2 separate regions of the Homo sapiens genome follow, and region 1 is linked to region 2. A link is a contact called in ENCODE Hi-C or POLR2A ChIA-PET data. All regions are on one chromosome and are shown on one strand. The core of a region is the stretch at or near the end of the contact, and the rest is flanking DNA. Distances in the headings are between cores, read along the strand shown. Region 1 has its middle 26 kb from the start of DUSP1. Region 2 holds the start of RPL26L1 (ribosomal protein L26 like 1).

What was found. A loop is a pair of places that touch in the nucleus more often than their neighbours do. ChIA-PET counts read pairs that join two places held with the same protein, here RNA polymerase II (POLR2A). Pooled maps may share reads with other maps.
Region 1: a pooled map shows a loop between it and region 2 (2.4-fold over the local background). The contact joins the enhancer-like site here to the promoter of RPL26L1 in region 2. A Hi-C loop is called at or near these places in 3 of 168 maps with a recorded cell type or tissue (B cell, mammary epithelial cell and naive thymus-derived CD4-positive, alpha-beta T cell), 3 of 37 single-sample maps with no recorded cell type and 13 of 50 pooled maps. POLR2A ChIA-PET finds 5 or more read pairs at or near these places in 6 of 52 experiments (BJ, H1, HepG2 and 3 more).

What each region holds. Positions count from the first base shown.
Region 1 is chr5:172,794,274-172,799,950 of GRCh38, forward strand. No RefSeq gene overlaps it. Among named protein-coding and RNA genes, the nearest start is that of DUSP1, 26 kb to the left of the region's middle. Within about 2 kb of position 1,323, at least 25 of the 41 ENCODE cell types and tissues checked have a DNase peak (open chromatin) inside an H3K27ac peak, as active enhancers do.
Region 2 is chr5:172,957,103-172,962,001 of GRCh38, forward strand. RPL26L1 (ribosomal protein L26 like 1) reads left to right here and starts at 2,322. Exons shown (of 4, transcript NM_016093.4): 1 at 2,322-2,366; 2 at 2,763-2,939. The coding sequence starts at 2,772. RPL26L1-AS1 (RPL26L1 antisense RNA 1) reads right to left here and starts at 2,266. Exons shown (of 4, transcript NR_026682.1): 1 at 2,188-2,266; 2 at 1,037-1,155; 3 at 52-200.

The DNA of each region.
Region 1 (5,677 bases), core at 73-2,572, 160 kb before region 2:
CTCATTCCCTGACGGAGGGACCAGGCCAGCTAGAGCAGAGGGGCCTTGGGAAGACCTGGGCTTTTGTTCCTTTTGGGACCAAAATGAATCACTGATCTCATTAAGTCACACCGGCCAGTCCCGAACTTTCCCGGGTAGAACCACTGCAAGCATCAAATCTTAGGTGAGGCCCCATCAATGGTCATGAACAGGAGCAAAAAGGTTGAGCTTCTCCTCATTCAAAAGGCCAGAAAAGACCTTGTTCTCCTTGGAGCAAAGTGGTAACTGGACCCAGAAGAGGAAGGTCAGGCACGATGCCTCGAACAAGGCCGGTCAGCAAGGTGGTAGCCCCCTACCTAGGCACACTAGTGCTTTGGGACGCCATACAACACACCCACTCATTTGCCCATGGATTCAGACAGGGAGTCAGCAAGCATTGACAGGACATCCAGCTGGTGCCAGGTGTTCTACATGCCATCTCTTCTCCAGACCCTGCATAAGAGGAAGAGGAGCCTCATTCCACAGACAAGAAAACAAAGGTGGCTGGGCGCAGTGACTCACCCCTGTAATCCCAGCACTTTGGAAGGCCAAGGTGGGCTTATCACCTGAGGTCAGGAGTTCGAGACCAGCCTGGCCAACATGGTGAAACCCTGTCTCTACTAAAAATACAAAATTAGCAGGGCATGGTGGTAGGCACCTGTAATCCCAGCTACTTGGGAGGCCAAGGCAGGAGAATCGCTTGAACCCAAGAGGTGGAGGTTGCAGTGAGCTGAGACTGCACCATTGCACTCCAGCCTGGGCAAAAAGAGCAAAACTACCCCCTCAAAAAAAAAAAAAAAAAAAAAGAAAGAAAGAAAAGGAAAGAAAAAAGAAAAGAAGAAAAGAAAAAAAAGAAAAGAAAAGAAAACCAAAGCACTGGCCTGGCTCACACAGCCAGGAATCCATCCCAGAGCTGGCTGACCCCGAACCTTTCTTCTTTTGATGTTTTCTCTACAGAGACCTACTCTTCATCAGCAGGCACTGAAGGCACATTTCACACATCATCATCTGTGTTTGTCTAGGAGAGCCTAGAAAGTCAGAGATTTTTCTCGACAAAGCAGCCTGGGTTATTTCAGAGGAGGAACCTGCTGCATGGAGAAGCAGAAACTTGGGCCCATCCTCCAAGGCTTCAGCATTCCAGAGGCCAGATGTGTGAGCCTGACGTCACCCACCAAGTCGTGGCCCCATTCCAGGCTGCGCTCCGATGGATTGCGACCCCTGTTCCTCCATGCTGTCTCCTCCTCCCTTTCCTTGGCGTGAAGGAGACTGAGTGGTGCTGGCAGCCACTCCCCAGCATCTGGCGGAACATTCTGCCCCATAGTTGAGCTCTTTTCACTCCCTAGCTTCCCCTAGGGATGGCTGGTGACTCATATTTCCATTTTCAATGTGGGGCCAGGAGCCTGATCTTTCCATGACCACCAGGACTGGCTATATAGCGTCGGAATCAAGGACATGAGCTATGACATCAGATAGGCCTGAGTTCAAATCCTTCTCGACTGCTTGTTGGCTGTGTGATTTCGGTCAACTAACTCACCCTCTCTGAGCCTCTCTTTCCCCATTTGGAAATGCAGGCCACAATGATCCACTCTGATGTCTTCCTTCTTGCAAAAGTCCCTTCCCTTTTGCCTGAAGCTCTGAAAAATGAACCGTTCCCTCTATCAGCTTTCTCTTTTAAATATTTACCTTTCACAAGCCGAGGAAAGAGGAAGCTGATATTAGATTTTTTGAAATAGAATAGTAATATTTATATGCCATTTACTGTGTGTAAAGGATCTATTATCAGGTGTTATTATTCACCCCATTTTATAGGTGAGGAAACTGAGGCCCAGAGAAGTAAAGTAACTTGCCCGAACCAGTAAGTGGCATGGCTGAAATTCACACCTAGGCTGTCTGTCTTCAGAGCGCATGCTCTTAATCCCGATATAGAGAAATGCAAACGAGATGAAATGGGGAAGGCCTTGGCACAGTGCTGGGCCCACAGTGAACTCCAAGTAAGTGTTTGCTGCTAGTACTATTACTACTATTACTTCATCAGCATGTCAGAGTCTCATCCTTGCACGCGAGAAGAAGCAGGGCAGGGATCCCTGCCCTTCTGGCCAAATCCAGCAGTCAAGATGCTCTTGAGTTAAAAAGGGCCAATCGCTCACCCCAAATGTGGGGGTCCCTTGCATGCCAATGGAATGTTCTTGTCACGTGGCCTGCCAAGGGGGGATGCTCTCCCTTGTCCTTAGGGTGGAAACAGGAGAGGCCCCATAGATGTCAGCAGATTGTCAGGTGACCGTCCAGCCCAGGCAGCTTGGCTCCAAGAGGCCAGGTTTAACCACTGGGCTCTCTGCTTCCCCGAGAGACCACTCCTATCAAAAGGTGAAGCTTGTGATTTGGGCCCTAAAACCAAAAAGCCAATGAGATGCTGGTAACAGAAGCCCTACCAGAGACAAAGTATCCCTTCGTGGTTACATGTGAAAGGCTGGGCACAGGAGTATCAGGAAAACACAAACACAAAGAAAGCAGGGCTAGCAATATGGATGGCAGACAAGACAGAATTTGAGGAGAAAAGCATGAAATTGAAGGATAAGGGGACCTCTTTGTCTCCATGTGCCACCTCCAACTGGCCTCTCATTTTTATTATCCTTCCTAGACCTCTTCCACCTCATCCAGTTCTTCTGTGGCCCCTTGGTGGCCAAGGCCCGCCCTCTTCATGCCCCACGAGAGATGAGCCAGCCTCCAGGTCTCCCACTGCTGCTTGGTTTCCTTTCTCAGGGGCCTTTGGGAGGTTGAGTTTTTTGTTTTTTTTTTTTTTTTTTGAGACGGAGTCTTGCTCTGTCACCCAGGCTGGAGTACAGTGGTGCCATCTTGGCTCACCGCAACCTCCACCTCCCGGGTTCAAGCAATTCTCCCGCCTCAGCCTCCCGAGTAGCTGGACTACAGGCGTGCACCACCATGCCTGGCTAATTTTTGTATTTTTAGTAGAGATGGGGTTTCACCATGTTGGCCAGGCTGGACTCGAACTCCTGACCTTGTGATCCGCCCACCTCAGCTTCCCAAAGTGCTGGGATTACAGGCGTGAGCCACCGTGCCCAGACGAGGTTGAGATCTTTACTGCTTGGTCTTCTTTGACCAGACATGGCTATTATCCCCTCTCTCCCCCAGTTTCCAAGGTTCCAACTCTGCCTGTTTTCAGGGCACTAGGGAGCTTGCCTCCCAGAAGGAGTGAGAGCGAGGGTGGACACCCAAAGGCCCTCTGCCTGGCTGGTTGCTCACACAGCTGTCTTTGAGTGAAGCGTCTGGCCCACAGTAGACATCCATAAATGTGTGTTGCCTAAACTCAACTGAACCCTTAGTCTATAAATTCTGTTACTTTAACTTGAAAAAAGTGATGAGGAGGTCTTATCTGACAGTATTCATCCTGAGCTATAGAGATCATTCTAGAAAATTTCCTACCGAATGTTTTCAGCTAGAAAATAAGCTCACTGGAAGCCCCCAAGCCCATGCCTGTCCCTTACTTCCTTCATTCAATGAGCATTGATCAAGATTGCTACCCAGCACTTGATGTTGTAAGAAATGCAAAACTGTGTAAGGCTTCAAGCTGCTAACACTATAGAAAGGACAGGAAGTCCTCCAGCCATGGGTCGATGTCTATGGAACATCAGCTATTTGCTCCCAGATATTGATTACTTACAGTGCAACAGGAAACAGAACACTTCGTGGAGCTCATAGTCTCCAGCGGGGGTTGACAGACATCAAAACCAAAATCACAGCCCCAAGCGCAATCATCCCAAGCCCCCATCACAGTACCAGGCACCCCATGCAAACAGCTGCCTTTCAAGACACTCGCTTCAGAGTTGGGCTCAGCTGGCTAGCACCTCAGCTGCATCACTTACTTTGTGTGACCTTGAGCAAAAGGTATAAACTCCCTGAGGCTTAGTTTCATTTTCTGTAAAATGTAAATAATAATCACTTTCTTCCTGGGGTCATGATAAAAATGAAAAGCAATGACCCAAGTAGCTGGCATATCATTATTATTATTATTATTATCATTATGATAATGACCATGACAATATAATAAATACCAGATGAATGGCACAGAAATGGGAGAGGGAGGGAATACTTCTTCCTGGAGAGAGGATGGTATGAGGATAATTTTCGGGAGAAGGTGGGTGTTGGTGCTGAGCCCTAAAGGAGGGGTTGGATTTCTATACAAGGAAGTGGCGAAGAGTGAATCAGTTCAAAAGTAGAAAAATGAATGATTCAGAAGGTCATTAAAATAAAACAAATAAAGAATCTAAACCAAATGACTGGGTTCCTTAAAAATAGGACATTGCATTGCCAAGCTAAGAAGCATTAGTCAGGCGGAGGAGGTGGCTACTGGGAAATTTCACCCAGTTCAGCATTATTGAGAAGTTGTGGGTTCCTGAAGCCTTCAGTGGGCGTTGTGCAATCCTGAGGGGTTAAGGTAACCCAAACCCTGGTCCAGGGAGTGAAAGGGAACTGTATAGGTTGGGGTCAATATTAGAAAAAAGCTCCTTGAAAAGCACAGTGGTCTCCACGGAAAGTGGTTAAGTGTGTTGGAGGAGTCTGGGGCGGTTCTACGGGCCAGGGGGCATCTGTCCGGGGAGCCATGACAGAGAACATCTGGAAGGCAGGGACTGTGCAGCCCGGGGTCTGGGTCTGACCCATTCATTCTCCCTGCAGTGTCTTGCAGTCTCTCCTTGCTTCTCTGCGCACTCTTCTGCGACAGGCACACTCCACCTTCCCTGTCCAACGGGTGGGGCTTGGTAGACGGGGCTCAAACCCCAGCTCTGCCACTCACTTGCTGTGTGATATTGGGCAAGTCACCTCACCTCTCTGTGCCTTCATTTTCCATCCATAAGAAGGGTGATCATAATAGGATTATGGTGAGAAATAAATGAAACACGCCTGACACACATAGGTCAGAAAATGTTAGTTCCAGCACCTTCTGTTCTCCTCCTTGTCCTGGCCTCATCCTCTCCTTCTCTACCTATTCTGATGATTTCTTGCTGGAGGTGACCATGGATTCTATTAGGCAAATAATTGAACACCTCCTGTGTGGTGTCCTGCCAGACAATGACAAATGTCATTGATTCATTTGTGTCATTCCACTTACATTAACAAATAACTATAACAGGATGAGCATTGTTCTTAGAATGAAAACAAAAATATGATACACAGACAAAGGGACGAGGGGCATACAGAGATGGAAAGGAAGTGGCCAGGGACTGGGAAGGGAGGAGCCAACATCTGCAGTGCCCCTGTTGTGTGCTGGGCATGGAGAAGGACCCCCAGGATCAAGAGAAGAATGGAGCCCAGCCTGGGCTTTGGAGGTGCCACGGCGCAGTGCGAGACAGACGCGCAAGCCTAAATGTTGGGGGTCCCAGGAAAGACTGTGGTTTTACTGTCTTGGGTGAGCTGGGGAAGGCTTTTGAGAGGAGGTGATAGAGGAGCTGGGTGCTGAAGGTTGAGTACTTACCAGGAAAGGCATTTGAAACAAGAACAACCCATGTGAAGGCCGAGCGGCATCAAAGAACAGAGTATTTGGGAAATAGTTGGGTGTTTCTTTAGAGTAAGTGAAATTCAACCTTTTCATTTAGCATAGGAACAGACACAGAGTAAGTGCTCAGTTAAGTGATTGAGCGTGGGT
Region 2 (4,899 bases), core at 1,072-3,571:
GCTCAAGCACTTCCCCATGCAGCCACTGCCTCGAGAAATAAAAAGACTCACCAGACACTTCCTCTGTGCTAGGTGCTTTGAGTTCCTGCGCATGTTTCCAGGGGTGGGCATGAGACAAGACAGCCAGTCTCACTACATTGTTAGAATGACAGCCTCCAGCTCTTGTCATCCAGGATATCATTGTGCCTGTTTTAATTTTACTGAACCACACAGCATGTTAAAAACAAAACAAAACAAAGCAAAAAGCCTTCCCTGCTCTGCTTGATCATGGATACTCCTTGATGATCTTGGGTTCTCAAGATCTGTCTTTACATGGCTTTCCTTCACCAGTGAGGCTCTGAACTTCTTGGGAGCACTCCTCCCCAGATCTCTTTAATCAAGACCTGTACCTGGCTCCATGTAGGTACCAAATAAATTGATGAGCAAATGAATGAATGTATGAGTAAATAAGTGGGTGAATGACAATAAATGGATATGTGATAGAGAAATGAGTGAATAAACAGAACCAGTGAGTGAGTGAGTGAATGAATGAGTGAATGAATGAATGAACTCCTTGGGGCAGGGCATGGGTTTGACTAACACCTAAGGACTATTCTAAGAAGAACCTCTGACCTTTACTGTGTGTGCGCCGTTATGCCAGCGTCTGCTCCTGGGTTGCCGATAGGTAATGACTTCCTTTCTTAGGACTGCCCCCCAACCTCCTTATTCTTGGAGCCTGGGCACACGCACAGCTGGGTGGCCCTTCAGCTGATACTGCCTTAACTGCTTTAACTCTGCCTGCTGTGCTGTCCAGGCTTCTGCAAATAGCCCAGGTGTGGCCATCCTCCAGAGGCCTCCAACATTAACTGTGAAGGGCCCGGAATAAAACCTAGTATTAGTAGGCCAGGCGCAGTGGCTCACGCCTGTAATCCCAGTACTTTGGGAGGCCGAGGCGGGAGAATCACCTGAGGTCGGGAGTTCAAGACCAGCCTGACCAACATGGAGAAACCCCGTCTCTACTAAAAATACAAAATTAGCCGGGCGTGGTGGCGCATACCTGTAATCCCAGATACTGGGGAGGCTGAGGCAGGAGAATCGCTTGAACTTGGGAGGCGGAGGTTGCGGTGAGCCGAGATGGTGCCACTGCACTGCAGCCCAGGGAACAAGAGCGAAACTCTATCTCAAAAAAAAAAAAAAAAAAAATCTAGTATTAGTAAACGCAGGTGTTTAACAATGTCACCACTACATGTCAGGGAACACTGATAAACTAAGAGAGAGCACGGGACCTGCCTGGGTGTGGCTGCTGTACTTGCAAGACATCTTCCCTCTCTGAGTTTCAGCATGCCGGCATTTGGCACTAAGTTGTCGTTCAACATATATGGAATGAATGAACGAAAGGGAGAGTTGGAGTTAATAACACCTTGCATAGAATAAACCCCGTCGGTTCTTAACCCGAAGAGAGTCGAGACCCAGAGCCCTTTTCCTTCCCTGCCGCCACGGTGCCCACGGAGGGGGCGTGGTTGATCTCCCTCACAGCTCCGTCGGGACCAGAGACCCGGGGACCTTTTACACCCAGGGTCCGCGCAAAGTGTCGGCCTAGCCAGTGGTTGGGTGGCGCCCGGGCCTCCAGGCAGTCTTCCAGGGGTCGGCGAACGAAACGCGGAGCTCGGGAGCGACCCGGCGGGGCCAGGCACGGGCAGAAGGGCCAAGAGGGCCACAGGTGGGCGCGGAGCGGCCGGAGTGGGCGGGGACTGGATGAGAGGGGCGGGGTCTAGGAGAGAGGGGCGGGGCGGCGGCCACAAACCCGCAGGCACGCCGCCGGCCGCCGTTTAGTCCCAGAGATAGAAAAAAGTAGAGGTAGGAGGGCGCGGCGGCTCACGCCTGTAATCCCAGCACTTTGGAAGGCCGAGGCGGGCGGATCACGAGGTCAGGAAATCGAGACCATCCTGGCTAACAGGGTGAAACCCCGTCTCTACTAAAAATACAAAAAATTAGCCGGGCGTGGTGGGGGGCGCCTGTAGTCCCAGCTACTCGGGAGGCTGAGGCAGGAGAATGGCGTGAACCCGGGAGGCGGAGCTTGCAGTGAGCCGAGCTCGCGCCACTGCACTCCAGTCTGGGCGACAGAGCGAGACTCCGTCTCAAAAAAAAAAAAAAGAACACCAGTAAGCCTCTACCGCAGGCCCTACACAAGCAGGCCCTTGTACTCACTGGCATCGCCCTCCCGGGGCCGCCAGGAATGAGGCACTGAGATCCCACCCCAAGCCGCTGGGGGCGCCATTCGACTTCGCTCCTACGGAAATGGGGCTTCGATGTCTTTCTGCGCTTGCGCGGCACGGAAACTCACTTCCGGCCCTGCGCACTCAGGGTCTGAGGCAGCTAGTAGCCGGGTGAGTGGAGGCTGGAGTTTTCTCGGACAGTGAACTCTACCGCCCCGTGAGACCCTGCCCTATGTGTCGCGGGAACACATGTCACCCCACAGCTCTCTTTGAGTGACCTCCCGACCACCCATTCCTGCCTAACCCTAGCATTCCTTCCTCAGCCTCAAGGTCCCAGTGCTACCCTCTCCCCCACGACCCCTTTAGACGGGCATGCGACCTCCACACACGCCTCACTTTATGTGATAGTCAGACTAGTCGCATCTCTCTGTCCTCCCTCAGTTGCCTTTTCAGAGGCTACCTCCCCTGTAGAGCCTTTGTTGGGGGATGAGGAGTGTCTTGGGTCGAGAACAGGCCCCTGTAACCCACTGAGCGCCCCTTCATTCCGTCTCTCTCCGCCCTTTGTAGAGGGTCACCATGAAGTTCAATCCCTTCGTTACCTCGGACCGCAGTAAAAACCGCAAACGTCACTTCAATGCCCCCTCACACGTGCGCAGGAAGATCATGTCATCCCCGCTCTCCAAGGAGCTGCGGCAGAAGTACAATGTCCGCTCCATGCCCATCCGCAAGGACGACGAGGTCCAGGTACGTCTCCCTCCGGCGCTAGTGGCGCTCGGACACCGTTGCCTAAGAACGTCATGCGTGGAGCAGTCACAGACTCACATGCCTCAGGACTCTGGAAAGTAGTGTGACCCTTCAGATGTGTTAGGCCAGAGATAGGGTTCAGAGCCACCAGAGAGTGCCTGCGTTGCTTTAGAGCATTTAATTATTTAATAGTAATAGTAAAATTTAATAAAACAGTATGTCAACCAAGCAAAAACCTGCTTTTTTGTTTGTTTTGTAGAGATAGGGTCTTGCTATGTTGCCCAGGCTGGTCTCTGAACTCCTGGCCTCAAGTGATCCTCCCACCTCAGCCTCCCAAAGCACTGGGATTACAAGTGTGAGCCACCGTGCCCCACCAAAAATACTTTTGATTTAACCTTCTGGCTGCTAGTTTGCCAAGTGTTGTTGCCCAGGGTGGCTTGTTGAACCAGACTGTAGGGGAAGGTGCTGCAGTGAGAGTAGTGTTTTAGTGTATTTGGGTGTAGTGGGATTGATGGACAGAGATTTGTGGGAGCTGGCCATGTGATAGCATTGGATTTGGCAGGAGAACTGGTAAAGATGCAGCGAGTCACTCTTTCATAATTTCTAAAAGACTGGCCCATGTGAGAACGTACAAGCCCTCTGTTCTCTGTGATTGGAGCTTAGAATGCATGAGAGGAGGGAAGGGAGTTGGATATGAGTGAAATAAGCAGGGGCTAGATTCATTCCTCAAAGGAATATTTATGGAGCACTTACCAGAGATTGTTCTAGGACAAGATTGACGAGGCCCTTGTTCTCATGGAGATCACGTTTTAGAGCAGGGTTTCCTAGCCTCAGCTCTATTGATATGTTGGACTGGATAATTGTTGTGGGGGGTGGGGGGTGGGGGCTGTCCTGTGCATTGTAGAATGTTTAGCAGCGTCCCTGGCCTCTCCCCACTAGATGCCAGTGGCACTCCCTCCCTTCACAGTTGTGACAAGCAAAAATATTTCCAGATATTGCCAAATGCTCCCTGGGGGGCAAAATCAACTCTTCCCTCACTCAGTTAAGAGCTATTGTCTTAGAGAATGAAATGACATAAGGTGATGAGGCTTGGTGTATCATCTGAGACACTGGGACTCTTTGAAGGTTTGGGGATATGTTAAGGAGGAAAAAATGTGGAGTTAAGCCGGAAGTGTGACAGGAAGAGTGGAAAGAGTAGTTCAGAGGTATGATCAGCAGTTTCAACCCCCTCTCTCCTGGATCCTTCCCATCAGACATGTTCTAGAATGGGGGAATTGCAAATACTTATAGGGGATAGGTAGGGATAGAAAATGGCAAACTGGAAAGCTCAAGCCTCACATATAAGATATAATCATCTACCTTTAGCCCATTGATGCCTGGGGGAAATGCAGGCCCATTGTTAGATTCTTGGATTTTCAAAGAGAGCTGGAAAATTTGGATTCACTTCCCTAGCCCACATTTCCTTCCAGCTACTACACTTTGTTCTCTATTCATAACCAACCTCCTCAAGAGAGCTGTCTACACTTCCTCATCTCCCATTCACTCTTGGATTCTCTTCAGTCTATTCCCTGTCCCCACTACATTATAGAACCTACTTTGACGTAGATCACTAATAATCCCTTCGTGACTGAATCCAGTGGACACATCTAGCATCTCTTTCTGCTCTGTGTTCTCTACGTAGGTAAAGAATAGGTAATAATCCGTTCTTAGAGCTTTAAATGTCTGCTGTGTGCTAACAACTCCCTCTTTTATATCCCAGTCCAGACCACTTTAGACAACCTGTATATCTGACTACCTATAACACAGACCTATAGATCTGACTACCTACTGAACATCTCTATTTAGGTAGCCCATTGACATTTCAAGCTTCTTAAGAGTACTCTTGATCCTAACACTCTCACTGCCTCCAGAATCCAACTCTACTCCCATCTTCCACATCTCCAGTAAGTGCCATTTATAT